Regions from separate parts of the Mus musculus genome. Here regions 2, 3, 4, 5 and 6 are each linked to region 1. A link is a loop called in an ENCODE intact Hi-C map of the cell type or tissue named here. Cell type or tissue: heart. All regions are shown on one strand.

Region 1 (5,000 bases):
CTCCACCATATTGGATTTTAAGATTACTATTTTGATGAAAAGCATACTTTAGATTTGAGTCGGGTAATTAGTGCAAAGCTTCTAGAAGTTACACACACAAGTATGGGGTGCGGACCCTGGCTCGGGCTTCCCTTTGGCTTCCCTGGCTTGAACCTTTGAAAACTCATTTACAAATCTGCTCTCATCTGGGGCTAAAATAAGAGTTGCATGAACCATTGTTGCAGAAGCTCAGGGGTGCCAGTGTCTTCACCAACTCTCAGACTTGTGGGAACTGCAGATTTGTAGTCTTTTGAGAAAAGCACACCCTTTGGAATGTCCTCATTAGTAACAAAATTCCATGCGCATCTCATGCAGGCAGAGAGGACGTGATCTGTTTCTGGCACACTGCACAAGTTCTGTCCATGGATATCTGGTTCTTATCTGGTGCTTTGGTTATTCGATGGGAATTTAACTCCAAAGAAAGTCCCCTGTTCATGGAGAGAATTTCTCTTGGATGGTGCTCGGGACAATACGGAAGTCTGTCAAATGCACTGGTGCTTGATTGTCAAATGTGCTAAAAGAAAAAAGCTATTGAGTGTGCTGATGAGAGCTAGTGACCAGGGATCACAATATCCAATTTCCTGGTTTTTTTTTGTTACTTGGCACAGCTACCGTTATCTAGGAAGATGAATCTCAATTAAGGAGACATCTTCATTCGATTAGCTCGTCTGATGGTAGGTAAGTCTGGGCTACACTTTCTTGATTGATAATTGATCAGTTGGGAGGGTTCAGCATCCAGTAGTTATTGCCCCCAGGTGACCCTAGGGTGTATAAGAGAGCTGGCTGAGCAAGCCATGAGGCCAAGCCAGTGAGCGGCATTCCTCCATAGTCTTTGCTTCAGTGCTACCTTCTGCTTCCCTCAGTGATAGACTATGATCTAGGATTTATAAGATTAAATAAGCCCTTTCCTCTCCAAATTGGCTTTGGCCAGTGTTTCACCATAGCAACAGAAAGCAAATCAATGTTCTAAGCTCACTTGCTATAAGAAACTTGGAGGTGTTAATTAAATGGTCTTATCAGTTTCTGCATTGCTTTTAACATGTTGTACCTGATAATTGTGTGTGTGTGTGTGTGTGTGTGTGTGCTGAAGCATCAAGAGTCATTGCCCTTGCTTCTGTTTGGGACAGTGCTGTGGGCTGGCCCACTAACTCCTGCATGTTAGGCAAGTGCCCACCCAGCTCCACATTTGATCTTCCCCACAGTGAAGGAGACAGACTGACAAGTGCTGAATAGCTGCTTGACCCGAAATTGCCTCTGTCCTAGTTATGGTTCCTAATGCTGTGATGAAATACCATGACCAAAAGCAACTTGGGCGTGTGGGGTACTTCACTCACAGTTCCATATGACAGTTCATCATCAAAAGTACTAAAGGCAGGAACTTGAGCAGGGCAGGAGCTGATGCAGAGGCCATGGAGGGGAGTTGCTAACTGGCTTCCTCCCCATGGTTTTCTTAGCCTGCTTTCGTATAAAACCCAGGACCACCAACCCAGGGGTAGAACCATTACAGTGGACTGTGCCTTCCCAGGACCACCAACCCAGGGGTAGAACCATTACAGTGGACTGTGCCTTCCCAGGACCACCAACCCAGGGGTAGAACCATTTACAATGGACTGTGCCTTCCCCATCAATCACCAAATAAGAAAATGCCCTCCAGGTTTGCCTGTAGCTCTTGTGGAAGCCTTACTTATTTGAGGTTCCCTCTTCTCCCAGCATGGTGCTATTAGGAGTTAGTACAGGTGCTTCCTGGTGGCAGGTCCTTAGGTTACTCAGGGCACAGTGCACCCTCAGCTCCTCCCATCTTCTTTGGGTCCCTAGTCACAGTTGTGCTTTCCCTCGGTCCCACTGTGACTGACACCCAGCTTTGTCAAAGATCCCAAAGCGATCACCTATGTACTGAATCCTCCCAAAGTGTGAACCCAAATCAACGTTTTCCTCTATAGAGGTTGATTATTTGTTAGTCACAGTGATGAGAGCACTAAATTACACTATGGTGGTATGAACCCCAATTTGTAAATGAAGCGGACAGCCTAGGATGGAGTAGAAGACAAGAAGGAATTTGAATCCAGTTAGAATTCAAATGCGGGCTCTTAACTGCCAATCTACAGCAAAATAAGTCCTTTCAAATCTACAGAAACCTGTACCCTGGCATGTATGTCTCAGACATTTCAGTTGATTTAACAGTTATGTAAGTAGTTATCACATATATGGTATATTAACAGTATAAGCAAGTGTCTAATAAGAACATTTTTTTTCCTTTAAACTAATTTGAATTGCTTCTTTGGCTGGAGGAGAGTGCATTTCTTTTTCTAGCTATGAATTCGCGTCTTGTCTTCTCCATTGGCTCATCATGCCAGTGCATCCGTCTCAGGAGACAGATGTTGTACAGAAGAAACAAAACCATGCAGGCAAACACGGACTTCCTCGGCTCTGCTTCCGGCCTGAGTCGCTCCGCAAGGGCAAAGATTGAAACAAAGGCAGTAAAGGCATCTGCTGGTTACACATTTCTAAATCGGGACCACGGAATCCATTGCCCCTCACTGGAGTGTGGTCTCCATGGCAACAAAGATAGCAGGAAGCTGGCCTATATTCTTATCAGGGAGCCTTGGAGAGGAGATTTTCTTTACAAGAGCGCCCTCTACACACCAAATGGAGGATAGACCTCAGACATTTCTGGATGCTGAGAGGACCCTTCAAATGGTAAGAGATCATTGCAAATAAAATAAAATAAAATAATAAAATAAAATAAAATAAAATACATAAAGATAAAATAAAATAAGCCAGTATAAAGATGAAAGCCAAGACATTCAGTCCATTTACTGAACGCACTGATTACGTACGGTACAATCCTTTAACTTTCTTTCCACTTTTCCTGATAGAGTAGACATAAAAGTTCTGTTGCTCATGTTTTAAAGATCTGTTTTCATTTTATTGATGTGTATGAGTGTGTGTGGAGCTGGAGCTTGAGGTGGTTCTGAGTTGCCTGACAGAGGTGCTGGGAATTGAACTTTAGTCCTCTGCAGACACTGTTCCCTGCTGCTGCTCACATGAACTTCTACCGAAGGAAGAGAAACACTTTTTGTGAAGTTAAAAAATGTTCTTTCCTTGTGACTTAAGAGGCTGCATCAAAAGGGATTCATAATTCACCATTGCAAACAGCTGTCAATTAAAACGTGGTATATACAGGCTCCCCAGGACCCAAAACAAAACAGAGCCAGGGTGTCTCTCTCCATTTCATCCCACGCTTGGCCTCTATTCTGTGTTCACACTCAGTGTTCTTATAAAATATGGTGTTGTAAACCAGCTATTATGAGCTTTCCTCTTTATAATCAGTTATGAAATGTGTCTACAATTCATTATGAACTCACACAAAAACTTTATAAGGTTATTTTCATAAAATAAATCATCGTTGCATTTTTATTTTCTCATTACTTTGATGATAACCTTGTGCAAATGGCAACAATTTTATAATAATTCTTCCTAACAAAACTTTCAACTTAAAAAAAATTAAACATTTTCATTCCTGGGCTGGGGGGTGGCACAGTTGGTAGAATGCTTGCTGTATAAACAGGAGGTCCTGAAGGAATCTAACTTAGGACTGGTGTATAGTAAGATCAGCATAGCCTCTTGTGCTCCTGGGATCTCAGAGCTGGGGAGACAGACTGAAGCTTTGTCAGTCTGTCCAGTTGACTCAGTGAGCTTGTAAAATAAGGTGGAGAGTGGTTCTGTGTGTGTGTTATGTATATGTGTATGTGGTGTGGTGTGGTGTGGTGTGGTGTGTGTGTGTCTATGGTCTGTATGTATGTGATGTGTGTGTGGTGTGGTGTGCGTGAGTGTGTATGTAGTATGCATGGTATGTGGTGTGTGGTGTTTGTTTATGTATGTGATGTGCATGGTATGTGGTATGGTGTGTTTGTGTGTGTGTGTGTGTGGTGTATATATGTGTATGTGGTGTGGTGTGTGTGTGTGTCTATGGTGTGTATGTGTGTATGATGCGTGTGTGGTGTGGTGTGGTGTGTGGTATGTGTGTGTTTGTGTGTGTGCTGTGTGATGTGTGTGAGTGTGTATGTATTTGTAGTGTGTGTGGTATGTGATGTGTGTGAGTGTGTATGTAGTGTGCGTGGTATGTGGTGTGTGTTTTTGTGTGTGGTGTATGGTGTGTGTATATGGTGTGTGTGTGGTGTGGTGTGTGGTGTGTGTTTGTGTGTGTGTGCGTGTGATGTGTGTTAGTGTGTTAGTGTGTGTGCTGTGTGGTGTGTTTGTGTGTGTATGTATTTGTATTGTATGTGGTATGTGATGTGGTGTGTGTGTGTGCTGTGTGGTGTGTTACGTGGTGTGTATGTGTTACATGTGACTGTGTATGTGCTTATGTGTGTAAGGGCAGAGGTCAAAGAAGGGATGGCTTGCTCTAGCCCTTCTAGCCTTGCTCACCTGATCCGGTCTCTCACTGACCCTAGGTGGCAGCCAGCAACCCAGAGCAGCCCCTTGTCTCTGCCTGCCGTAGCAGGAGGGTTCCAGGCATGCGCGGGGCCCTGCCTTGCCTTCTGCATGACTGCTGAGGTTCCTACCCCAAGTCCTCGTCCTTGTAAAGCAATTGTTCTTATCTGCCTGACCACGTCCCCTTGCCATCCCTGTTTCAACAGGGCAGCAATTTCAAGAGAGAAAAAAGGATTGTAGAATTGAAAGTGTCTTCACTCATTCACCGAGTGTGTCCTCAGAGGCTGCCCTTGCTGCAGGCATCAGGTAGAGCTGGTCACATCCAGTCTTCCAAGCTGCACAGCCTTAATGCAAAAGTCACTCTTTTATACACTTCGACCAAATGACGGGTCCTTTATTATTTAATTCTGGTTTAAAAAAAATAACTTATGGTGCCAGTTACTATTATTTGACTTATTATTTTAATTTTCTGACTTTACAGTAGTGTAAAGCCAGGGAGAAATGACCTTAGCATACACCGACTGCAT
Region 2 (5,000 bases), 630 kb before region 1:
TCAAGAGCTTCCAACAACTACAGGCGACTGTACTTGGGCTGATGACTTTTTTGTATTGATTTTGAGTTGAACTGTGTTTTTAAAAGAGTGTTCAGAGTTTAGCATTAGCTCTAAGTGGAGTTCATCTCTACTGAAATTTTGTGCATGTAGACAGACAGACAGACAGATAGCGAGCTAGCTGTAATGATGAGACAAGTATGGTTAAACCTGGGCTACATGAGCAACCACATTGACTATCTATATTTGACGGAGTTATCCATTCTGTCACATAATGACTCCTGATATGTATCAGCTCTTGGTGCTAAGCATGGACAATAACCAAAATGTCTGGTTTTGCTTGAGGGTTTTAAGCCTACATTCTAGTCAAAATTAGAAATATAAGTTTTAGATTTCTTTTCTGTATGAGGCATAGGTTTGTTAACAGTTACTGACTTTTTTAATTAGCATGACACAAAACATCAAATATTTATAATTCAAAACACAGAGGTCTTAAAATTGCATACTGAAAGCATATTTCAAACAGAGCAAATTTTATATTAGCTAACTATTCTTTTCTTCTATATATAAGGTGTCTGGCTTTTGTCTTTATCCAAAGTAAGTAAAATTTGAGGTATATAGACTTCAGAGTTTAAGGACATATGTAATTTTAGAAAGTTCTTTTGTGAGGGATATTTCTTTTGACTTAAAATTATTCAAAACCTTTGACAGATTCTTTACTAAAGCTATATTATGCAGTTGTTTTTAATTTCTTCTCTAAACAAAGTTCAAATTGTTCATCTTTCAGATCTTGACAGAGCAAGTCTGTACTCAAGTTGTGCATAAACCACACCCGGAGCCAGACTCCACAGTCAAAATCCAGAATCCAAGTAAGCAGAAGCCGCTCCTCCCGCGGCGCGGCAGCGCGGCCGTTACACGGTGACATGTGGGACCAAACCAGAGCCTCTCGTGACTGCGTTCCTTCTGGTGGCCCCACTTTAGGACAGGGACAGCTCCACTCGGAGCCAAGTATTGAGTTGAAAATTAGTGAATGTGGTGCTACGTCTTGGTGACATTTTAAAATTTTAATTCAGAATTTGTTTGTATATAGTGATTCTTAAGGTGGTGGCAACTTTGTTAAAGAACTCAACACCAAGTGCAGAATTGATGGAAGTCCGTCGGCTGTTTTTATCCGACATGATTAAGCTTTTCAGTAACAGCCGTGAAAATAGAAGGTAAAAAACAGTCTGATTTTTATTCTAGATTAATATTTTTTATGTTCTTGATTTTCCATAACTTTCGAATGAAAAATTCAAATAATTTGTTAAATTCTCTTAAATCATTTTAAAAAGGCTTGCGTTTCTTAGAAGCAATTTATTTCATCCTACTTTATCAGTTGTATATGCTTTTATTTAGTTGTCCTAGTACACACACACACACACACACACACACACACACACACACACACACACACACACATATGAATATACAGATGAACACTTTTGTACTTATGCTGTAGCCACTATCTCTCACATCTCCCTATCAGCAACAGTGCCTTTAATTCTCATTATGTTGGGTGTGTCCATATTCACTGATGTTGTCCTGCCATGCATTTAAGATATCCTAGCTCAGACATGATGTACAGCCTGAGTCCTTGAATATGTGTCTGGTCATTTCCTAAGTTTCTAACGCATTTTTGTATTGTGTGTGAAGCATTTTGGTGCCCACACTAGCACAGTTGGGTTGGGGGTGCTGTAGAGCCAGTCGAGAGCACCGTGAGTGTTAGCAGTGAATTATTACTGCGAACACGCAGAAGCTAAAGCTGTCTCTCGACAGGAGAGGTAGGGAGGGATTTGATTTATAATTCAAGTTCTCTAAGAAAGAAAGAAATTGATAGAGGTTATAGAATGCAGAATACAGAGAATAATCGTGTACTTGGCTTATATTTTCATCACTTTAAGTTTCAAAGTAGTAAATTATAATTTTGATAATTTTAATGAGGTCTTTTTCATTTTCTTTTTAGATGCTTACTGCAATGTTCAGTGTGGCAGGACTGGATGTTTTCTCTTGGCTATATCAATCCAAAAAGTTCTGAGGAACAGAAGATTACTGAGATGGTCTACAACATTTTCCGGATTCTTTTGTATCATGCAATAAAATATGAATGGGGAGGCTGGAGAGTCTGGGTGGACACACTCTCAATAGCCCATTCCAAGGTAAGGGGATTTGGCTTCTTCTGTCATTGAAGTTTCAGCCAGGAAGTAAATGGCTATAAACTCTCATCTGGTGCCACCTAGTGGACATTCTCAGTCATGGCTCCTTCCTTGATCCTAATTTTGACTTTGTCCTTTCTTTGCCCTTTGGTGAGCCTGAAGGTGGTTTAAGATCACTTAACTTACTCGGAGGCAAAGGCAGGTGGATTTCTGAGTTTGAGGACAGCCTTATCTACACAAAGTGAGTTCCAGGACAGCCAGGGCTATACAGAGAAACCCTGTCTCAAAAAACAAACAAACAAACAAACAAACAAACAAAAAAACCTTATGAAGTCTGTAAATTATGAATTTTGTTTTAATAGCACTTTAAGTAAGTGTGTCTGTTTGTGTGTGTGTGTCGGGGGCAGGAGGAGGTGTTCGTGTGTAGGTGTGTGAGTGCATGCAAGCACTTGCTGAGTCTGGGAGCCAGAAGATAGTTTTCAGGAGTTGGTTCTCTGCTTACAGTTACAGGTTCCAGGGATTGAACTCTGGTCTTTCGGCTTGGAGGCAACGCCTTTCCTTAATGAGCCATTTCATGTCCTCTCAATTGGAAAATTTACTATATATGTTTGTAGCCAGCATGAGAACCAGTTGCTTTTTAACTGAACCATATTCAATTCTTACAAGCATATTTCATGAAATAGTAGCTGAATAGTACTTTTAAAGATGTTTTTGAAGTAATCAGATTTCTTTTCATTCTAAAATAAGTAATAAATACATTCAAAAGGGGCTTGGTTGACTTGAATTTGGATCCCCATCGTGGCTGCACACACTTTGTTCGCCCCAAGTGCTGGAGAGCCCGATGGGTAGATCCCAAGGACTCTCAAGCCAGCCGGTCTGTCTAGCCAAAACCATAGAGCCCAGGTCAGTACAAAACGCTGTGTCAAAAATGAGTTGCCACATGAAATTGAGGAAGGCATCTCAGTGTCAGTGACCATGATAGATACATAGTTTTCTTGATTCCGTGTTTGTTTAGTTCTGCCTGGCTGGAATTTGCTGTGTACACTAACATTTAAGACTGGTTTCACTCACAGAGGTCTGTCTGCTTCTGGCTTCCTAGTATTGGCATTAAAGGCATGCACCTTAAAGTAATATTTTTAATTGTGTTGTTGTAGTTAGTGCTCTATTGCTATGAAGATACACCATGACCAAGGCAACACTTATAAAATAAAGCATTTAATTTGAGGCTTGCTTACAGTTTCAGAGGTGAGTTCATTGTCATGGAGGGGAGCATGGTGGCAAGCAGGCAGGCATGGTGCTGGAGGAGGAGCTGAGAGCTACATCCCGATCCATAGGCTTTAGCACTGGGCCTGTTATGGGCTTTGGAAACGTCAAAGCCCTCTCCCAGTGTCACACTTTCGTCAACAAGGCCACACCTCCTGATCCTTTTAATCTGTTTCAAATACTCCTTGGTGACTAAGCATTCAAATATATGTCCCCATAGGGACCATTCTTATTCAAACCAATACATATAAAGCATGTTTTAACATTTCATTTAACATTTTTAACACTTAAATGTTAAAACATATTTTAACAGTGAACACTTAATTCTAAATTATGTTTCTCCATATTAAATTTTAAATACCATTTATCTTTGGCAAGGAGAGTAGTTGATGTATGTGCATGTTATGTTCTACTGATTCAAAGCTGTGGCTCTTCTACCTGTAACATCACAGAAGAGCCATGAACATACAGAATTAGGTTGTTCGTTTATGTTGCAATTAAGTTTTGCGATTTAGAAAGTTCATATAGTTATTTTAATAGGAATTAGAAAAATTATTTTAGAGACCAAATAATATATATTTTAGGCTTTCTGGTCTGCCTCTGATGAAGCTGCTTGACTCATTTGTGTAGTGTGAGAGCAGACAGAGAGGAAAGTATCACAAAAAAATTATTTATCAGAATAGATGACAAGCAGATTATGGCCATGGGTAACAGTTGCCAGGTCCCGTGACTGAGGAGATTTTTCTGTAGGAAACAGATTTCATATGATGGCACTCTTTAAGAAAGGTCAACCAAAATAGCTTGTTAATGTAAATTAATTTTGTGTGCCTATAAGGAGAGATTTTTTTAATATTAGAAAAATTTAGAAGAATTTATGCCTGTTATAGTCCTACATTTTTCAACATACACACCTTGTATTTGCCATTGCTTTAGTAAGTTTTAATGTAACAATGAAAAAGACATTGCAAGTTCTTGTACAGAACATATTGCGCTGTTTCTAATTCAGTCACCCGTTTGCACTTAAAACTGATGCAGTGCCTTAACAATGTCTGGTGAGAATACTGTCATTGTAATAGTAGTTTTAATGTTGAATATTATCATCTGACTAGTCCTTAAGCCTAAACAGTGTTCACAGATGATATATCATATGATATTGGGTAGCATTGGAATATTTAACCTCTACAAAGGAGCTTTGAAATTGCAGTTACACATGTGGATAGAGACAAGTCAAGAAACAGTGTATCACTGTATTTCATCATTGTTTCCAATTACGTAATAAAACTGAATCTTTTATTATTTAATCAAACTAAATCTTAAAATTCCTAATACCATTTAGCTTATATCATGGTAACTTTATTGCTCTTATTTCTCCCTTTCCCTTGGCACATGCATGGCACCTCAGTGTCCTCTTCACTTATTTCCTAGGTTACTTACGAAGCACACAAAGAGTACCTGGCCAAAATGTATGAGGAGTACCAGCGACAAGAGGAGGAGAACATTAAGAAAGGAAAGAAAGGAAATGTGAGCACCATCTCTGGTCTCTCATCA
Region 3 (5,000 bases), 150 kb before region 1:
AACGAGGGGACAGAATTCATAAGCTGGTTAAACAAAGTCACACTTCCCATCGACCCCCTTGCTCAAGCAGAGAAGCCAACTAAAGAATCTGACAGTTACAAAATTCAGAAAGTAAATTCATGCAGGAGCTAGTACATAGAGGGAGGGGGAAGGGAACGGTAAAACAGAAACAAAACGAAAAGGTGGAGAACTTGAAAACACAAGCTTACTGACACACACAATGCATTCTGTAGCCCGCTGTATTGGGAGGCATTTCTACTGCTAAGGTGTAAATGCATTGTCTCACCGTCTGAGAAGGTTAAGGCTGGGCTGGGTAACTTTAAAATGACAGTATATACTTCTATAGAACACACACTGAAGTGCTGCTGTAGTTCCATTTATTACAGGGCAGGAGAGCACTGGAAACATCATTGCTGCAATCAGCAACAACAGGCAAAGGCTTTGGCATCAGCACGGAATATACTGTCCTTTTAACCGTAAGGGGAAATCGATACTGAGCATGTGCGATGGAAAGAAAGCCGGCAAATGTCAGTGTGAAGAATGGGTGAAAAAAAGGAATGAGGGGGTGTGGCATCTCAATCAAGATTAAAATGAAACCGATAAAGCAGCATATGGACTGGGTAACAAATCAAAAACATGTTTATCCACTGAAGGAACTGGTAAATGGAGACTGCCAGCACGTTGCCATGGAAACACTGACTGTTGAGCTGCACCATCTCATACCTTATCCAATACATTCCTGGTTGTTGGTAGTAGTCCAAAGACCCTGATCTCTTGATGGTAAACCCGTGGTCCAGCTGAGCAGAGAGAAATGGGGCAACTCAGTGGATCAACATTGTGTTCCAGAATTAAGACTCCAGTCCACGCTCTTCATTAACTACGTACGTACGCACGCACACACAGTGATGGGGCCTTTCCTGCAGAGCAGCTAGCTAATAACATAATCTGCACATTGAAAGTAAAATAAAAATAAAGAAACACAGGACCCTTACGAGTATCCTGAATGCCAATTTCATAGGGTAGACTTGTCTGTCAATCAGGTTTTTTAATGTTTATACATTTAACCATGCCCTCAATTTCAAAAGATATGTAAACACCTCTCCTTTTGTTATACAGTAGAAAATATATGGTTAAACTGAAATCATTGTTAGTCACTGTGAATACAGAGATTGAACACCCTCCCAGTAAGATCCAGTAGGCTTAAACTCATTTTTTGTTTCAGCTTTATAATTATGAAACAAAAGAGGAAAGGAATGAGGCAAAAATCATAAGCATTTAGATTTAAGAGAGAGTTGACCTATATCTACATCTACGTCTATCTGTCTATCTGTCTGCCTATCTATCTATCTATCTATCTATCTAATAATACTCCTGAACTAAAGAAGATTTAGTTTCTCTGGGAAAATAAAATGAAATAGAAACACAGAAAAGCTTTCCATGTACATTAAAAAGCATGTATGTACAGTTAAGTGCTTAGCATTAACAAAAGACACAGTAAATACTACACAGGTTAAGTTCCCACTACTGTCCATTCTGGAATAAGATGTTAGCTTTTGGCTACCTGGGAATAAAAGCCTCAACTCCTAAGCCCTGCTGCTTGCCTGAGCCCTGTTCTGCCCACCGAGGATGCACCTTGCTTCGGAAGAGAGATTCTGGAGTCTTTTCAAGTGTCTCACTGATTTGACGCTCCTGACAGATTCTACTTCTAATGCACAAAAGGCATTTCAAAAACACGCCAGGGTCCTAGGCGTTTAAACTAGGAACCACTCTGAGATTCGGTGTTCTGATTGGAAACTAGGCTATCCTAGCGTTTGGAGAAAGCAACATGAGGTTTTAATCTTCAAAAATGTATCATTTCTTTTCTTTTATGAAAAGAAAATTGTAGCACCCTTGCTCTCTGGAAGGTGGTAGGTTGGCCACAGAGAGGGCGACCAGTTACTAGTTCTCTAGTGCCATCTACAGGCAGACTGCCAGAGAGCAGGAAGCAAGGGCTATTGAACCCGGCTTTCCAGTACCACAATTACTAGCTGATTAGTATGGATTTGTTCAATTAGACTGAAATGCTCTATTTGCATGAGCAAAATTCAAAAGGACAATGTTAAAGCATTAGGAAAATTATCAACTAAAACAATAAACAGCATTAAATGGGGAAAAAAATTGAAAGTGGCATCTTAGTCATGGGTTTTTCATCAAGCTGCACAAATCTAATCATGCCCCTCCCCCCTCCGCTCTCAGAGAGGCCACCGTTAGAATGTCATCTCTAATTCCACTTCGTGTCTATACACTGTATTTTAATAACCTTTTGTTTCCTCTCTCTCTCTCTCTCTCTCTCTCTCTCTCTCTCTCCCTCCCCCCACCACCACTTGCCCAACTGCTATGAAAGCTGGCAGGACAATGGAAACCTTAGAGACAGAATATCTATCTCAGTTTCATGCACAGCCTCGGATGCTCCACTGACCACACTACCCGACTCAATGACGCTCCATCAACCTCCCTCCTTTCAGAACAGCCCGATGACTCCCAAGAGCTCCAGTTGATAATTACTCTCCCAGCCAACTTGGGACCCTTGTGGAGCCTTTGTATGAAGCCATCTTGTAGCCTTCTTTTGGTCTCAATAATGTTTGGAATGAGAAAGAAGGCAGCAGAGGGGGCAACACGAACAAGATCACGTGGTTCAGACCAGGGGGTCTCCTGTGTTTCAGGAATGGCACTTGTGAGCAGAGAGTGCTTGCTGAGCCCATAGGCACCTTTGTTCTTGTGTCTCTCAAGAAACAGAGTATGCCATAAACTCCTTTATAACCATTGCTACTTTGTGCCAGGTAGATTTCTCACTAAAGAAAGACAAATCCCGCATAGAGACCAATGCCATACCTATTTGTTTCCAGAAAAGGAAAAGGAAAAAAAAATCTACAAACTGATACTCCAATCTAATTTTTTAAAAAAATTCCAGGAGTGCACATAATTTTAAAAAAACTATGTAAGATAAAGTCAATTTAAAGTCAATTTCATAGCCTCAGCCTCCCAGGAACATACATTTGCTCAGAGGGGGAAAATCTGCTTGAAGGAAACTTATTTTTTACTTTAATTCATCAAACAGAAGTAATCACCATGTTATATTTGTTGAAGACATTCTTATCATGGGGGAATAAAACCAGAATTATTAAATTGTCAAGTGGCCTCTGTAGACTATACCATTTATAAAAGGTATTTATTTCACCTTCCACTAAAGTCCTGTCTCACAAAAGAGTACTGCTTTGTAGTCATACTCAAGAGTTTGAAAGGGAAGATTATTTAATGATAGGGGTTTTTTTTTTCCTTGTGATAAAACTGCTACTAGTAGTCTTTATACTTAGGATCAGAAACAAGTTTATGGAATTTGCCAGTGTTATTCTGAAAGTTGAAAGCAAGGCAGTCATATTGGTCAGCTTCTAATTCCCAGCTCCGCCCCACGCCTGGAAGCTTCGCAGGAGTCCTCGTAGAAAGCACATGCTGGTGTGGGAAATGCATCCTGGAGAAGAGGCATTGCAGACCCTTTCTTCTGACATTGATATTTTTCATACTTGAGATGTGATTGACAGGGGTTAACATAAAGATTATACCGAAGTGCTGTGTAATGCCTAAAGCGACTTAAAGACTCACTGAACTCATGTGCAATTTAGAGTTACAGGGGGGGCTTGACTGCCGTGGAAAATATGTCAGAGACAAACTGAGACCTCTGTATCCAAAATAGCATTCATGCTGGGTACAGTGAGCCACACTCAGGAGACTGAGACAGGAAGGTTGCTTCAAGTTTGAATGAAGCCAGCAGGGACTACATAGTGAGTTCTAGGTCAGCAGTGTGTACAGGGCCAGGAGCAAAACAAACAAAAACAAAAGAAAAACGATTGCATTCAAAATGGTAAAGTCCTGATGCTTAGAAAACGTGTCGATGACCACTGATATTCTGTTGAGAGGTTTTGATGAAGTTATAAGAAATTCGTAAATATTTGGTTTCAGAATTTATCAGTGTCTAATTAAAATAGGATTTGCCCTCAAAGATGTATCCTGTGCTAACTGGAAAATCACGCAGAAGTCTCTATCCATAGTCATTACAGGACTCTCAGAATGCTTTAAACAAACCGTTACTGAACAGCTAAAGCAAACTTAACCAAAGACCAATTAAAATGAAATTATGGGGAAAAAATGGCCCAGGTGGGAAAAACATTCTCTGTAGCAGCCATGAGCTCCAAAGGGAGCAGAGAAACATTCCTTTTTGTGGGCATTTGGTGTTGACCACTCATTCCAAAATGGTGGCCCACTGGGGCTAAATCTTTTGGAATATCCAGACCTAAGAAAATAGAACTTTGTTTTAGCCGTGTTTTCCCGAGAGATAGAGGCTTGCAAAAATTCGTGATGGATGTTAGCTGATGACAAAGAATGCCGACATCCTGGAAAACATGGAGGGCAGTTGATATTTTTCCCCACTGAGTTTTGGAAAGAGATAAAGAGAGGCTAAAAGAACAACATGAGTGTGTAAAACCTCAGCGTTGCTGAGGAACATCCCAAAGAGTTTACATTCTATGGATAACCGTCAGTTTACCCATGTGTCATCACCCACAATGTACTGAAAAAGGTCCCTGGAGGACTGTGAGATTCCAACAGCAAGAGCAAGCACGTTTCCGTGCCTCTTGCAAAGTGAGGAAGCCCCTGCCAGACAGCTACTAATGGAGACCTGCTTCAAAGTGGTCCCTTTCATCAAAACCAGGAAGAAAATCAGAACACCGAGACACCGGTATCAAGGATTGACCAATTGCACACTGCGCATGAGCGGAGCAGCACGGCTGTCCGCAGCGTGAAATCTCTCCCAGGATCCCCTTATCGTTCTGCCTCAAGTTCTTTGTTGAGAAAAGGGAAAGAAACAGCCCAAGTGGGTCTCACACTGAGTGTGCTGCTAAGGCGTACATACTCTGGCTAAAGAGGAAATTGTTTAAAACTCAAGTTACGTGAGACGTTGATATATG
Region 4 (5,000 bases), 420 kb before region 1:
ATAAATTATTGTATTCCATGTAGTTCCCAAAAGAATACAACACACAGCCATTACTTGCTGCACGAATGAAGGGATGCTGGTTAAATGCCTCTATACTTAATTTGTTAAGAAAGTACAAACTGCATGCTGAAAAAACTGTGGCAGTTATAAAATTATGCCATGTTGGTGAATAATATATATTGGGTGTAATAGAATAATTAAGTATAATTTCCAATTGGATTTTAGTATAGTTTTAGATTTTATTTTCTCCAGGATTCAGTCTCTCTTATGCTTTTAAAGGACAATTTGAAATAAAACATAGAAAATAGTATTTGATATTTTAAGTAACTTTTACTGTGGCATACAAATGAACTATGGTATGTATCATTTTCTGTGTAAATGCACAGTGCATTCTATGAGAAAGTTCTGGGTTCGGTGAAGAAAACATGCCCACCTTCAAGTTGCGTATGTGAACAGGAGGAAGAGATCAGTAACATGTTCAGTGACTTACACGAGCTGCAGTGGCAATGTGCCAGAAGCCCTGGGCACAGCAAGGCTAGCAGGAGCCCAAGCTAGAGTCCAAAGACCCTCTAAGTCTCCTGCTCCCAAGGAGCTCAGGCTTCTCCACAGAGCTGTCTATAGGAGTTCACTCTTCCCGGATACAGCAGGACATCCTGGTGCCATAAACGAGCCTAATTTTAGAAGATGAAAGATGTTTCCCATATGTCCAACTAATTGTAACATAACTGGAAACACAGATCTCATCCAGATCACCTGGGAGAGCGAAGTCCCACACAAGCTCCAAAACAGCCACTGCTTCGGTAGTTTGTGTCCTGGACATCCCAGTCCTGTGTTACCTGGACGATGTGCTTTGTGAAGTGTTTCTTCTGCAGACTATATACTCTTCTTTTCAGTACAAGTATTTACCTGAGTGAACTGGGCCAGGTAAGTGAAATAAGGTTAGAGTCAACCAGATTGTCTCTTGGTACCTAAGATTATCCAGTGCAGGCACATTAAATTAGATGGAGCTTTCGGTAACATTAGTGTTAAGTACATTCTCTGTCATGCTGAAAAACCTTATGCTAAAGTGCAATCTTGAATTGCTTATTATCAAGGAGGTTTTTTGTTTTTTCCCCCCACCTCTTTCAGATAAGTTATCTCTTTCCAGAGGCAGATTTTCCAGAAATTAATATGTGCTCTTAAGCATTAAATAGTGATCTCAGGAAACTAGGGTATGTGGGGATGATCTGTTATTGTTAGTCTCAATCTTTACAACAAAACTCAAGAAGTTACCAAGGAACATCAGAGGTCACTTTCTGAGTTCAGGCTGTATGCCTGTAGTGGGACAGTTTGAGGACACTGTGTAATGAGCATGCTGGAGGAAAATAGTCTAAGACTGAAATGCACAACCCTTAAAAAGCATTCTGTGGGTGTTGAAGTCATCATTTTCTAATTTAAGCAGAAATACCCTATGAAAATGTTCAAAATGTCCACTTGTGTTGGACAGGTATCAGTGTTCACTATAAAACCTTCAACATCTCGCCTGGAGACACTGAAAATACCTGAAGCAAACAGAACTGTCTTAGATGATAGAAATCTAAGATTCTCTCGGGATTATTCTGAGTCCTCTCTCAGGCACATAGCAAGCATTTCTACTTTCCCCTTTATTTTATTTTATTTATTTTATTTTTTATGTTCTAAATGACATGGCTGTGATTGGTATGTGTCCCTGAGTTCGAGTGCACTTGGATGCCAGAAGACATTGTTGGATCTCCTGATACTGGGGTTACAGGTGACTGTGCATCACCTGATGGGAATGCTGGAAGCCAAACTCAGGGTGCACTCTTAACCAGGAGCCATCTCTCCAGCCTACTTCTACTTCTTCCTGGTGGTGGTGGTGGTGGTGGTGGTGGTGGTGGTGGTGGTGGTGGTTTTGAGACAGGGTTTCTCTGTGTATCCATGGCTGTCTTGGAACTCAGGCTGGCCTCAAACTCAGACATCTGAGTGCCTCTGCCTGTAGTTCTGGGCTCACCTCTGCTTTTGAATGCTTAAAACTTTCCTGGGATTTCAAAACGAAATTCCAATCTCCCCATGTGCCTCTGAAATTTAACTTATTTTGAAATTAAAGCCTTTCAATCTTCTTTTCTTAGATTCCCCCCTAGTTTTCCTAGCAACGTACTTATAACAAATAAAAATTTCATAGTCATTGTGGTCAGTGGATTGGCCACATTCTGTTACCCATATTTTCATTTCCTCAGAAATTTTGTTGCATTACAGAACCAACTGTGAACATTTATTCTGTGTTCATATTTTAGTCTTAATTTTTTAATCACCCTAAATTCAAGACTTTTAGATTAGCTAAATGTAAGAAATATCAGCTGGGTCTCAGCACTCGGCACGCAGCACCAGGCAGATCTTTGAGTCTGGCTTGGTCTACAAGAACCCGTTCTAGGACAGCCAGGGATACACAGAGCAGAAACCCTGATGCAAAAGAGGAGGGGAGGAGGAGGAGGAGGGAGAGGGAGAGGAGGAAGAGGAGAATATCAATTGATTCCATCATACATTGTAATACCACATACTCTAAATAAGGTATTCACTAGCCATGTATCTTATCAAATAATTCTAACAGTGCCGGTTTTAATTGTACTTCAACAATTTTAATTCACTCCATATTTTTTGTGCTGTTAAAACTGGTAAAAGAAGTTTAGTGCTGTCTGCAAATATAGTTTGTCACAATTGCCCTTTGATAGCTAGGACTCTGGCATAACATGATTAAATTCTGCATCAGAGCAGAGAAGGACCAGTTTTGACTTGTGGGAGCTGGCCTTGATGTTTCTGGGAGCTGGTCTGGAGGTGGAAGCTAAGACAGAGTGCTCCTGAGCTGAACATAACCACCACAGAGCACCATCATCCATGATGTCACAATAGACAACTTAGTAATTCCGTCTGAGCTCAGACAAAAGCAAGCTCATGAAGCATTAAACACCCCTCTCCTGGCTGGAGTGGGTAAATGCTGCTTTCCAGGTGCAGCCTTAGCATGCCTTCTAAAACAGTTATTAAAGTACCCAATCTCCAAATATTCCGTTTCCTGCAGGTTCTGCTGCACAGCAGTCTGCCTTCTTGAGTCATGAGAGTTTTCAAATCCCTTTATCAAGGCCCCATCCTACAATTTGTTCTTTGCCACCCAGGCCCCCAGAGTTGCCTCTCTTCTCCCCTTAGAGTGAGCAGTCAGCCAGTGAGTGGGTCTGTTGCAGGTGCACACAATAATGACATCTAAAACCCAGTTTCTTCTAATAGTGGGCTGTAGCTAAATTGAGGTAGAAAAGACTTTTGTAAAGTGTAAGGTTGGATTAAGATGCTAATGTGATTTTGTTAAGATGTCTAGGCTTGGAGTTTTGGTTTTTCAGTAACATAATACAAACCCATGGGTATTTAGCATTCTTTTAAAATATATTCCAGCGCTGGGCATGAGGTTGCACACCTTTCTTCCCAGCACACACGGGAAGCAGCCAGCGCTGTTACACAGAGAAGCCCCGTCTCAGAATAAAATAAAATATAGTCATTGCCAATATGTACTTCCCACACATCAGTACACAGTGAGGCTTGCCATCGCCTATGGAGAACCATAGCTCCAAAGAGAAGCCCCTTCTTGGCTCCTTCCTGGTGTCTGATGGCATGGACTCTAGAATAATAGCAAGTAACACACCTAACCTTTCTTTGAAAGCGACCATGCGTCCACAGCCAATGGAAGAAGTAAAGAACATTTGTTTCTTTTCCAATTATTACTATTTATGGTAGAGTTTTCAATTATTATATGTGCCAATACTACAGGAATAGGCCTTTTCCATCCTGTGAAACTGCTCTGTGTGTGCTGAGGACATTATTGTAATTTATTCTTTCATTATTAGGGTAGCTATTGGAATAGCTATATTTACCATCAGTTCCCAGTTCACTGTCCCGAGCAAAGTTCAGGAGGTTAAACTCCTAGTGCTGGGATGAAGGGGCTGGATGAGGAGGGGCAGCCAGAAATTAACCCACTGGATGAGCCTCTCCTGACTCCAGGGATGCTACTCTTCAAAACACGCTGTTTGGGAAAAGATCCCAGGTTTCTAAATCACTCCGTGCCATATGGAAAACATGCTGGCTTGTGATTGCGCTTTATGTAAACATTTTAATATAGGATCCCTAAAATCCAGTGGGTTCCCTAAGGGGATTAAAGCTAATCCCCTTTCTCTATTGCTGCAGTGGATTAACTGTGTGCCCTCAGTGGCTGCTCTGCTCCCTGGAGGCTACAACAACAACAAAAAACAACTCTGAGCTCCTCCAACAATCTACAGAATTGGGAGTTGTAATTAGAGATTTGTGGGGGGTGAGAGTGGGGGGGACGTACTTCTAAGGTTGAATATTTCGTGATGTGTCTTTCTTAAAGAAATTATTTTATAAACTCCCAGAAAATCTCAAATATATATATATATATATATATATATATATATATATATATATATAGAGAGAGAGAGAGAGAGAGAGAGAGAGAGAGAGTCAAAAGGAAGTGCTGTCTTTGAGAAATGTGTTCCCAGCTAAAAAGCTCCTGGTGTGTGTGTGTGTGTGTGTGTGTGTGTGTGTGTGTGTAATTCGTGCTGTATTTGAGTAAATCAGAGAGTGTAGTTTGGATAACTAGTCTCGTAATCTTTTTTTTTCAACTTCCCCAATTTATTGTTTGAATTGTTAAATTTCTATTTAAGAGAAGAAAGCGGCTCGCCATTTTTTAAAATTTTTGATCATTGTTGTTCTCCAAATGTCAGAATCTAAAAACCTAAAGCGTGGTCGTCATGCTGAACTTTCCTAGAGATTTTTCCCAGGCCCAAATTGTTTAAGACACCTTGTTTCAGATGCGAATACAGTGACCTTTTTGGCAGCGGAACCAGGAAACCATAGCCTCACAACAGTGCCGCGGTGGCGCAAGGGTTAAGGGAGCGGTTCGAACCCCCGGGCGGGAGGGCGGGAGGGCGGGAGGGCGGGCG
Region 5 (5,000 bases), 120 kb before region 1:
AAACTGTGTGATTGTACAACACTAATTGAATGCAGCTACACATAATTGTGGGCTGCCATATGTATCCTATTACCGTAAAGACTGTTAGTGTTTTGTAAGCTAGCCTTGTGATCATTGCAGATGGCCCCAGTCAGAGGAGTTGTTCTCTTGGGTTTATTATATGGCCATAAAGACATCTCATGACTTGACAGACTAAATGTGTCAAATGACAACGATTATGAAAAAGGTTTCAATTAGAAGCTGAGGGCATGCCCTATTGGGGATCAATATACTGAAAGTTCAGGATATAGATTTGGGGGTGCTGGTATTTGTTTTTGTGTTGGCTGTATCTAGTTAAACAGGAGATGCTTGCACATTTGCTAACGTCCCTTGGATGGAAAGCTGAGACCATTTGGAAAAGTTTCTTTTTGAAAAAAAAATATATATATACTCATAAAACTGCAGCAGGGACCATAAAATATGAAAATTCTCAGATAACCTGAGCCTGGTCAAGTGGTTTCTGAGATTTTCTTCTGGGGGGAGGAAGAGCTGACTGGTAAAACAGATGTGTTAGAATCCGCCCAGTTCTCAGAGTTACTGCAAATTCAAGGCTAGTCCTGCTGAAGCAGTGGCCTGTGAATTGTTAGTAACCACGGAAATAGCTTTCCGCAGAGGGACACAGTAGGAGCTAACAATGATTTCACCAAATAGACTTGACAAAGTGGCGTGAAATGGGCAAGGCTGTGTGAAGGGGTCAGTTTACCTTTTATTATATATGGAGTCACTTTTAAAAGAGGATAATCCCCCCCAAGCCATGGCAATTGGGGGAAGGGGATAAAGCCCTCACAATGCTTAAGAAATGGGTTGAATTTAAGTCTTTAATTCTTAAGAAGCAAAGGAGAGCAACACTTAAGTGGGGAATTATTTTGCAAAATGTAGTTTATGACCAGTAATACATTAAACTCCTTGGGAGAAAAGAAACTAAAGCAAATTAAAAAAAAATTATTTCCACATGTCAAATATCTCAGAAACCACAAGTTAAGCAAAATAATGAAGTTGATAAGAACTTGATACAGGCCAGACAGAAGTAAGCAATGGGAGAGATTTCAATATTAAGAGAAATAAAATCTCTTGTCCAAGCATGTCACGGGTGATACCCAGGAAGAGAAAGATGTGAACGGAAACCCCAGGAAACCTGATTCTTACTCCCAATTTAAAATCGTCATGAAGTTATCTGACACAGCGTCCATACAGCTGCAGCGGCACATTCCAGATCCTAGGAATAGGATTTTTGCCCAGACCAAGGGAACTTAATATTACAGCAATTCTAAAAAAATTTCATTACGTTTTGGTCACACAATTAATAGCTCATATATTGCAGGAAAAAAATATTAGGAAAGTCAGACTACTACAAATGAAAAGTAATTGAACCCATCTAGAGTCCTCACACGGGAATGTCTGTTGTAAACAGTATGGGTTATAGACTTCCAGAACTTTCTTAGTTTTCTTCTACTTCTTATGTGTGTTGCCTGGGGACCAAATACGTTGCACCTGGTGTCCTTCTATCCATGGCCTCTAGAGTGTCTCTCACTGTATTCTCTGTCTCTAGCAATGCTATGGATCTCACACCTCAATGGATTTATCTGGGGTTTGGGAGTCTTGGGTTTGAGACAGAAGGACATCCCTTATCTCCTGAGTCTAGTGTTGTCTTGCATGGAAACTATGGGGTCACCTAATACAAAAGAACCCTGACAGAGGGTGAGCCATCTACTGAGAACAATGAGAAGGGCACATACATGCTGCAAGATAGAACAATGTGGAGCTGTGAAAGCGAGCGTTTGGGCAGGGGCTTCTGAGAGAGAGAGTTCCCCACCAAGAGAGTCAGAGTTTCAGGAAAACTACCTTTATCTTCAGGGTACTCTGGAGTTAGGGAGGAAAAAAATGGTTTAAGCATATACATTTAAAAAAATAAAAACAATCTGTTTACTTTATAGCCTAATAAAACCATTGACTTAGTTATATTTTTGCCAATAAAGACTAAATTTTGTCTGTATGTAGTTTTTTTTTTAAGACCCATCAGGTCTGGAAGAAGTAGTAGGTGTGACGATGTGCTCTGTTGCCGCGGTATTTTGCCATCTGCTGGTCACCTCTGAGAACTTCATGCATTAGGTTCTTTGCCATTTAAAAATGTTATTTTTTAAAATTGTTTGACGATTTCATGCAATGTGCAAGATGTGTTTTGATCAAGCCTACCTCCTATTATCTCTCCTTTAACTTCTTCCCCTACCTAACCCCTACTTTCCCCTGCCAATTCCATGTGTTCTTTTCAGAAAAGCTACTGAGTTCACTTGCTGATACCTGCATGGGTATAGGGTATAATGTATTGGTGCGTTTGGCTTCCCAGGACCTGCATCACTGAATAAAACTGACTGCCTACTCCAGCAGTCATCAACTGCTGAAATCTCCTCAGATAGGGGTGAGATTTCAGGAGCCCATTGCATGCTGGGATTTTGGCTGGCTTGGTCAGGTGCAGATCTTGCGCATGGAGTCCCAGCCACTGTATGTGCAGGTATGCAATGGTCCTACCTACCTAGTCCAACAAATAGGTTTCATAGCTTTGGGTTTTGAAATAGTCCCTTTAGTCATAATCTGTCTTGCAGCATGCATGCATACTAGTCTTGATGCAGGAGTGAGGCTGGGGAATTATTGTACCTTCTCTCCTCTCAGACACATTTGTACTGGAGCAAACCATGTAACTGAGGGGTTGAGAAATGGCCTGAGCCCCTCTGTCCTCCATTCTTTAATGAAGCACCTCACATTCTCACGCTTGTCTCACCCACTCTGTACCCATCCACTTGATGATTATGCACCGGGTTTGATGCCAAGTAAAGCAAACCAACACATGAAGGACATAGAGGGAAAAATGTTAAAGTTGATGAAAAATAAATCTATAAGTCGTCCGCTGTCAGTTCTCACCTAAAGTGTATCAGAACCCACTGCAACAGGGGAGGCCGTATTTTCTCATTAAAGTACTGTGACCTTATCAGACACAGTTAAATCACTCATTTGCATAATCAGTACAGATCTTTAAAGCAATGCTACATTTTAATGTTTGTGCTGTGAGACTTAAAAGTAAAGTAGACCCAGAATTCTGTATACCCAGTTAGACTACATAGAATGAAGTCTGTATTTGACATTTATAGAAAAACAAAAACATCACCGTGCTAACTAAAAACTCTCAATCACAGATTTGATCAGCCAAGGCCTTGTTAGCAATGTAACAATTCAGACAGATTTGGGGGTCTCTCTGTGAAAGCGGAAAGCGGAATGGAGAAGGAGGCATTTGTATGAATTTGTTAAGTTTCCTTGTAGCGAGTTAACACGTTCAAAATTGTATACTAACTTTACTGAGACACTTTTCTAAAATAATCTCATAGATCTATGTTTTGTCATAAAACAGAAAAAAAAACGTATCTGGGTGAATAGTAAAAATGTTAAAACACCGACAATAAAAGATAAGAAAATACGGCATTTTCCTGTGTATAATGTTACCGTGAGGTGGTTTTAATTTTTTGGCTACATGTAAAAGGGATATAAAAAGCAAAGGGCTTGACGGATATGTATCTCTTCGTCTTCATGAAATTCCTGTGGAGGAGGTTTGGGGAAATTAAAGAGCTGTTCAAGTTTACAAAAGGAGACAGCATCAGGACCCTGTAGAGTGTAAACTCTGAGCGGGTAAAGTTGTGCCCCTATAATGGTCTTTCCTATGCCTATGGAAAACTCAATAGCATTTCCAATCAAGAGGGATCTCTTGGGTAAATAGAAATGTCACCTTCATCCTGCTAAATGTGTTCTGTTTTTATATTTATTCTGCAACAAGTTTATCCCTCATAAATGTACCGACTCACAGACACTACACTCGGGAAGTGAATATATTAGTTTCCTGTGTAGATGTAAAAAAAAAAAAAAACTATTATGAATGGCTGCAATAGTTTCTTTATATACTTCAAATCAAATCAGAAAAGGGAGAGAAAAAGGGGAGAGAATATATATATATATATATATGTATATATATATATATATATATTCTCTTTCATTTAAGTTAAAGTATGTTCCAATGAGCAGGGTGTTTTAAAATATCCTGCAAATTATAGTTTCGAAAGAAAGCACACTGCTCTATACAGTTATAACATAGAAGTTATTTACAGAACTAGATAATGGTCTGGTGTGGAACTGATAAACAATGGATGCCTCAAAAGTGTACAGCGAAGGAAAATGAAGCCTTATTGTCTAATCACTGAGGTTTGGAGCATAGAGAAGTTACTTAACAAAGACCCACTTGTAAACCTGTTCCCATGAGGCACTGCTACATGAAGCAGGATACAGGAGTAATGACTGTGGATGACGGAAAATTGCTGCAGTTCACGGAGGCAGCTAAGCAGAAGAGAATGTTTAGGCTGCTACAGAGATTCGGAATTTGAGGTGCAATTAAGTCAGACCCCTGCCATTTGACCTCAGCGGCTTCAAGATTACCAATGTAATTGCAGTGAGCTAATTGTGTGTGTATTTACTTCTTGAATGCCCGTCTTTGATGATTGAATGTCAACTCCATGAAAGAATGTATCTAGTTCCCTGGCATGGGACCTGACCCACAGTGGCTCTTGATTAGTCTCCCCCTAACTCAGAGCCCACTGAAGTCTAGGGGCATTGTGAGTTGGAACTCAGTGGAGATCCGGAGTTTTCTACACATATAGTATTTTATAACCTTGGGCAAGTCATTTAAATTCTAGGTACCCAGTGTCTTGACCAATCAATTGGAGGAGTTAAGGAATTTACTCCATATGATGGCAGTGGGTTTTAAACAAGATACTGGGTATTTTTAAAGGCCCTTCATATGAGGCTGAACGTGTAAGTGATTCTCTACAGTAGCAGGCCTCGCCACCTTTTATTTGTGAAGTGGGAGCTAAGATATTTTATTTTATTTAAACATTTTTTTGAGACAGGGTCTCACTATATTTCCT
Region 6 (5,000 bases), 1.8 Mb before region 1:
GTGACTGTAATTTTTCTTTTGTTAAGGGCTACTGCTCTGCCTCTATATAGGCATATTGGTTAGCCATTTTAAAAGCAAGGCTATTGGCATATTATTAGCAGTGGCCTCTAGTCTAAATTTGCAAAGCCAATTCATGTTTTGTTCTGTCTATTGACAACCTATATAACCTATAATTATCCTTGATAATTTTTGTAATAACTTTTTCAGGACTATAAACCATTTAAAACACCATTTCATGGGCTGTTTCTGAAATTGAAGGAATATTAATTTGAGTTCCCTATTATTCTAATAAACCCCTTCCCCATAGGTTTATGGTTATGTCAGCCACATACAATTTTAACTTTTCTACTTGGCCTTCTGGCCTTAAACATTTAATCCAAACAACACTGCTTCACATGAGATGTGTTCCAAAATCTATAAACTGAGTGGAGACATCTCGAAATGGCCAATTTTGATTCCACGGTTTTTCAGAAATTATAAACACAGTAACCCCAGTGTCCATCAAACCTTTAATTTCAACATCATTTACCATTAACCTTAATTTTGGTCTTTCATTAATAATGATAGTTTGCCAAAATACTTTCCTCCCAGTACTTCTAAATCTTCTTGTCATATTTATTGAAGCTGCTTTACCTTTGTGATATGGAAGTAATGATAATTGAGCAGTCCTATCACTTGGCTATAGTTGTATAGTTTTCTTAACATAAGCCATGATTTAGTTTCACATTGATAATCTTCATCTATTAGTTCTGCCTGTACAATAAACCTGAGAGCTGTGAAACTACTTCCCAAAATATCCCTACTGGTTCTGTACAAAGACCATACACACCACTAGCTATTTTATAACAATTAATTTGTGGAGACAGTGTAAGATGTTTACCCACTGCTGAGTCAAAAGCAGCACTATCTGTAGCAGTAATACCATGCACTAAATCTCTAATACTGACTTTATGTTCTCTAGCCTTCTTTGTGAGCTATTTTGTTACTGACAGGATGTTGTTGGCTCATGTTGTTTGCTCTTGGGTGCTGAGTTGGGCTCTCTGAGTTGTGGTATCCTCTGGTAAAAATTTGCCTTAGACATCTCCTACTGATTGGCAGTCATTAGCCCAATGTCTGGCTTTTCCACATTTATTCCAAATTCTTGCTGTTATATTTTGATTATTTTGAAATGAGTCATTTCCTTTAGTATGCAAATTTTTACATTCTTTTTTCAAAATGTTCAAACTTCCAAAGTTAAGGCATCATGTTTTCTGAGAGTTAAGACCGTTACCTAAGGCTTGTCAAGTTAAAGTTGTATTATATGCAGCTGATATACAATATCAGCATCAGCTTTATTCCGTTAATCTAGATTGGCAAGTTGAATTTTTAATGATAGTTATTTGCATGTTCAAAAGCCAAAGATTCAAGTAGCACCTTTCTTATATCTGGATCTGCTATTGTTCTTCGCACTGCTGAAGTTAAGCTTTGCAGTAAGTCAGTGTAAGCACCTCCCGGACTTGTGATAATTTTACCAAAAGATGTAGTCATTTTTCCTGGTCCTCAACTCTATCCTATGCCCTTAAAGGCACAAAAAAAATCCCTTGTGCTATAGTGGTATCCTCAAGTTGTACCTATATGTCAGTCAGCAAATTGACCTTCACTTAAAAAACGATCCTATTATAAATATTCCTTTAGCCTGATTACATTGTTCTGTGGCCATTGATTCCTCTCTCCACCATGTAAGCCATTGTAATTGAGGACCAACTTCTAATATAGCTGTCATTAAATCCTTCCACTCTGTGGTATAATTCTATTCTGCATAGCCCGATTGTTTATTATCTGTCTCACAATGCATCTTTTAATCACCTTAAATCTGTCCCATCTATAGGTTTCCAATCAATCTGAACATAACCTTGAGGATGCTATCTGCGTGAATCTAATGCTTTGTTACTGAAAACACTTAAGGTGTTATTTTAAGACCCAGGCAATAATTCCTCCATGCTGGCACAAGGTGGCAGCAAAGATCTATGATTAAACACATCTCTTTTTTAATGAAAGGGCTCAGCTTGGTGTAACTCTTGTCCAAACACTGTTTTTGTTTTTGTCTTTTATACCTTCCCTCTTGTTTCAGGAAGTAACTTTTTCCTCCTCCATATCCTTTCTCTTGTTTTGGGAATAAACTCCTTTGTCTCAAGAGCTTTTCTACTTGTCTATTTAATATCTGAAGTTGTGCAGTAAATTCAAGGTCTTTTTCTAGGTCAATCTCATCTGCAGGAGGGGAAGGAAATTCCTCTCCTTACTTGTATCACTTCCAGTTTCTTCTGAGGTACCTTCTCATTTGTTGACAGATTAATCTGCTGTACATTGAATCTCTATATTTCTGACTTTTCATACTGTAATGGTTCTAAGACATTTGAAATTAAAGTACATAACAACTAAATATTTGTAGATATTTCATCCCCTTCTGGTGGGCCTATCTTAAAGACTTTAGCACTTGAATCCAGAAAAAATAAAATTTTATTTATTTTATTTTATTTTATTTATTATTCTTCAATAATTTATTCACTTTGCATCCCTAACATGGGAGAAGCTGGGACAGGATCCTTCTGGTTGCCATCTGCACCTAGAGTTAAGGCTGTTCCGCAGTCCTCTGTACACGGGGCCTTCCAGGAGAGAGCTGGTCTCCCAGGAGAGCTCTCACTCCTGGGCTCAGAGGTGAGATCTCCATTTTCTCTCCAATAACCGTCCAAAGCAGGACTGGCCAGGAGCACACAGGGCACAGGAACAGTGTAACAGCTGGGACAGGATTTTTCCGGTTGCAGTCTACAAACAGGAGCTAAAGCTGTTCCACAATCCTTGGTACACAGGTCCCACCAAAAGAGCTGGTCTCCCAGGAGTGCTGATGCAGACTTACAGGCCCACAGGAGGGACAAGCTCTAGCCAGAAACAGCAAGACCAACTAACACCAGAGATAATCAGATGGGAAAGCACAATAAACCAGAAAGGCAAGCACAAGAATGTTACCAACAGAAACCAAAGCTACTAGGCATCGTCAGAACCCAGTTCTCCCACCACAGCAAGTCCTGGATGCCCATACACACTGGAAAAGCAAAATTTGGATTTAAAATCAAATTTCATGATGCTGATAGAGGACTTTAAGAAGGACATAAATAACCCCCTTAAAGAAATACAGGAGAACACAGGTAAACAGGTAGAAGCCCTTAAACAGGAAACACAAAAATCCCTTAAAGAATTACAGGAAAACACAACCAAATTGGTGAAGAAATTGAATAAAATCATCCAGGATCTAAAAATGGAAGTAGAAACAACAAAGAATCCACAAAGGGAGACAACTCTGGAGATAGAAAACCTAAGAAAGAGATCAGGAGTCATAGATGCAAGCATCACGAACAGAATAAAAGAGATAGAAGAGAGAATCTCAGGTGCAGAAGATACCATAGAAAACATTGACACAACCGTCAAAGAAAATGCAAAATGCAAAAAGCTTCTAACCAAAAACATCCAGGTAACCCAGAACACAATGAGAAGACCAAACCTAAGGATGATAGGTATAGAAGAGAAAGAAGATTCTCAACTCAAAAGGCCAGGAAATATCTTCAACAAAATTATAGAAGAAAATTTCCCTAACCTAAAGAAAGACATGCCCATAAATATACAAGAAGCCTATCAGATCACCATGGACTAAGACTTCTGTAGCAACAATAACAATAGAAAACCCACATACACATGGAAGCTGAACAACAGTATACTCAATGATAACTTGATCAAGGAAAAAGTAGAGAAAGAAATTAAAGAATTTTTACACTAGCATTTTGATTGCACACTTGAAAGCTCTAGAACAAAAAGAAGCAAATAGCCAGGCGTAGTGGCGCATGCCTTTAATTCCAGCACTTGGGAGGCAGTGGCAGGCAGATTTCTGAGTTCGGGGCCAGTCTGGTCTACAAAGTGAGTTCCAGGGCAGCCAGAGCTATACAGAGAAACCCTGTCTCAAAACAAAACAAAACAAAACAAAACAAAAACAAAAACAAAAACAAAAACAAAAACAAACAAACAAACAAACAAAACAAAAAAACAAAACAACAAAAAAAGCAAATATACCAAAGAGAAGTAGACAGCAGGAAATAATCAAACTCAGGGATGAAATCAACCAAGTAGGAAAAAAAAAAGAAAGAAAGAAAAAAAATAACTATACAAAGAATCAACCAAGGCAGGAGCTGGTTCTTTGAGAAAATCAACAAGATAGATAAACCCTTAGTCAGGCTAACCTGAGAGCACAGAGACAGTATACAAATCATCAAAATTAGAAATGAAAAGGGAGACATAATAGAAGATGAGGAAATCCAAAAAAAATCACCAGATCCTACGACAAAAGCATATACTCAACAGAACTGGAAAATCTGGATGAAATGGACAATTTTCTAGATAGATACCCAGTACCAAATTAAATTAGAAACAAATAAATGATTTAAACAGTTCCATAACCCTTAAAGAAATGAAAGCAGTCATTCGTTGTATCCCCCGCTCCCCAAAAAAGTCCAGGACCAGATGGGTTTAGTGCAGCATTCTATCAGACCTTCAAAGAAGACCTAATACCAATATTCTTTAAACTATTCCACAAAGTAGAAACAGATGGAACACTACCCAATTCATTCTGATACCTAAACCACACAAAGACCCAACAAAGAAACAGAACTTTACACCAATTTCCCTTCTGAATATCGATGCAAAATACTCAATAAAATTCTTGAAAACCAAATCCAAGAACATATCAACACGATCATACAACATGATCGATTAGGCTTCATCCCAGGGATGCAAGGATGGTTCAATATATGGAAATGCATCAACATAATCCACTATATAAACAAACTCAAAGAAAAAAAAAACCACATGATCATTTAATTAGATGTTGAGAAAGCATTTGACAAAATCCAACACCCCTTCATGATAAAAGTCTTGGAAAGATCAGGAATTCAAGGTTCATACATAAACATAATAAG

The links. Peaks named below come from ENCODE experiments on the same cell type or tissue, not always from the same donor. Only the 100,000 strongest peaks of a DNase experiment are listed, where the experiment ranks them.
Region 2: a loop joins it to region 1, with 4 times the contacts of the local background. A loop is called at or near these places in 5 of 42 quality-filtered maps.
Region 3: it touches region 1 in a loop (2.6-fold over the local background); 3 of 42 quality-filtered maps call a loop at or near these places.
Region 4: it touches region 1 in a loop (3-fold over the local background); 2 of 42 quality-filtered maps call a loop at or near these places.
Region 5: it touches region 1 in a loop (2.5-fold over the local background); 7 of 42 quality-filtered maps call a loop at or near these places.
Region 6: it touches region 1 in a loop (6-fold over the local background); 6 of 42 quality-filtered maps call a loop at or near these places.

Annotation. Positions count from the first base shown.
Region 1 is chr3:55,371,441-55,376,440 of GRCm38, reverse strand. All of the region lies in intron 3 of Dclk1 (doublecortin-like kinase 1), which reads right to left. Among named protein-coding and RNA genes, the nearest start is that of Gm9831, 29 kb to the left of the region's middle. In heart, a CTCF peak has its summit at 2,671; a DNase peak (open chromatin) is centred at 2,530; H3K4me3 peaks cover 500 bases; H3K27ac peaks cover 1,436 bases.
Region 2 is chr3:56,005,428-56,010,427 of GRCm38, reverse strand. It overlaps Nbea (neurobeachin), which reads left to right. Exons shown (of 58, transcript NM_030595.1): 19 at 785-866; 20 at 1,088-1,211; 21 at 2,000-2,192; 22 at 4,878-5,000. The region is part of intron 6 of Gm31914 (a long non-coding RNA gene); the gene reads right to left. Among named protein-coding and RNA genes, the nearest start is that of Gm22784, 51 kb to the right of the region's middle. In heart, a CTCF peak has its summit at 2,280 (motif pointing left); no DNase peak of the experiment used is centred here; H3K27ac peaks cover 344 bases.
Region 3 is chr3:55,517,647-55,522,646 of GRCm38, reverse strand. The region is part of intron 16 of Dclk1 (doublecortin-like kinase 1); the gene reads right to left. Among named protein-coding and RNA genes, the nearest start is that of Gm31796, 23 kb to the left of the region's middle. In heart, a CTCF peak has its summit at 1,966 (motif pointing left); a DNase peak (open chromatin) is centred at 1,916.
Region 4 is chr3:55,787,992-55,792,991 of GRCm38, reverse strand. All of the region lies in intron 40 of Nbea (neurobeachin), which reads left to right. Among named protein-coding and RNA genes, the nearest start is that of Mab21l1, 8.0 kb to the right of the region's middle. In heart, a CTCF peak has its summit at 2,975; no DNase peak of the experiment used is centred here; H3K4me3 peaks cover 362 bases; H3K27ac peaks cover 188 bases; H3K27me3 peaks cover 252 bases.
Region 5 is chr3:55,491,663-55,496,662 of GRCm38, reverse strand. The region is part of intron 11 of Dclk1 (doublecortin-like kinase 1); the gene reads right to left. Among named protein-coding and RNA genes, the nearest start is that of Gm31443, 11 kb to the right of the region's middle. In heart, a CTCF peak has its summit at 2,118 (motif pointing left); no DNase peak of the experiment used is centred here.
Region 6 is chr3:57,201,277-57,206,276 of GRCm38, reverse strand. No RefSeq gene overlaps it. Among named protein-coding and RNA genes, the nearest start is that of Tm4sf1, 98 kb to the left of the region's middle. In heart, CTCF peaks have their summits at 1,782 and 1,985 (motif pointing right); no DNase peak of the experiment used is centred here.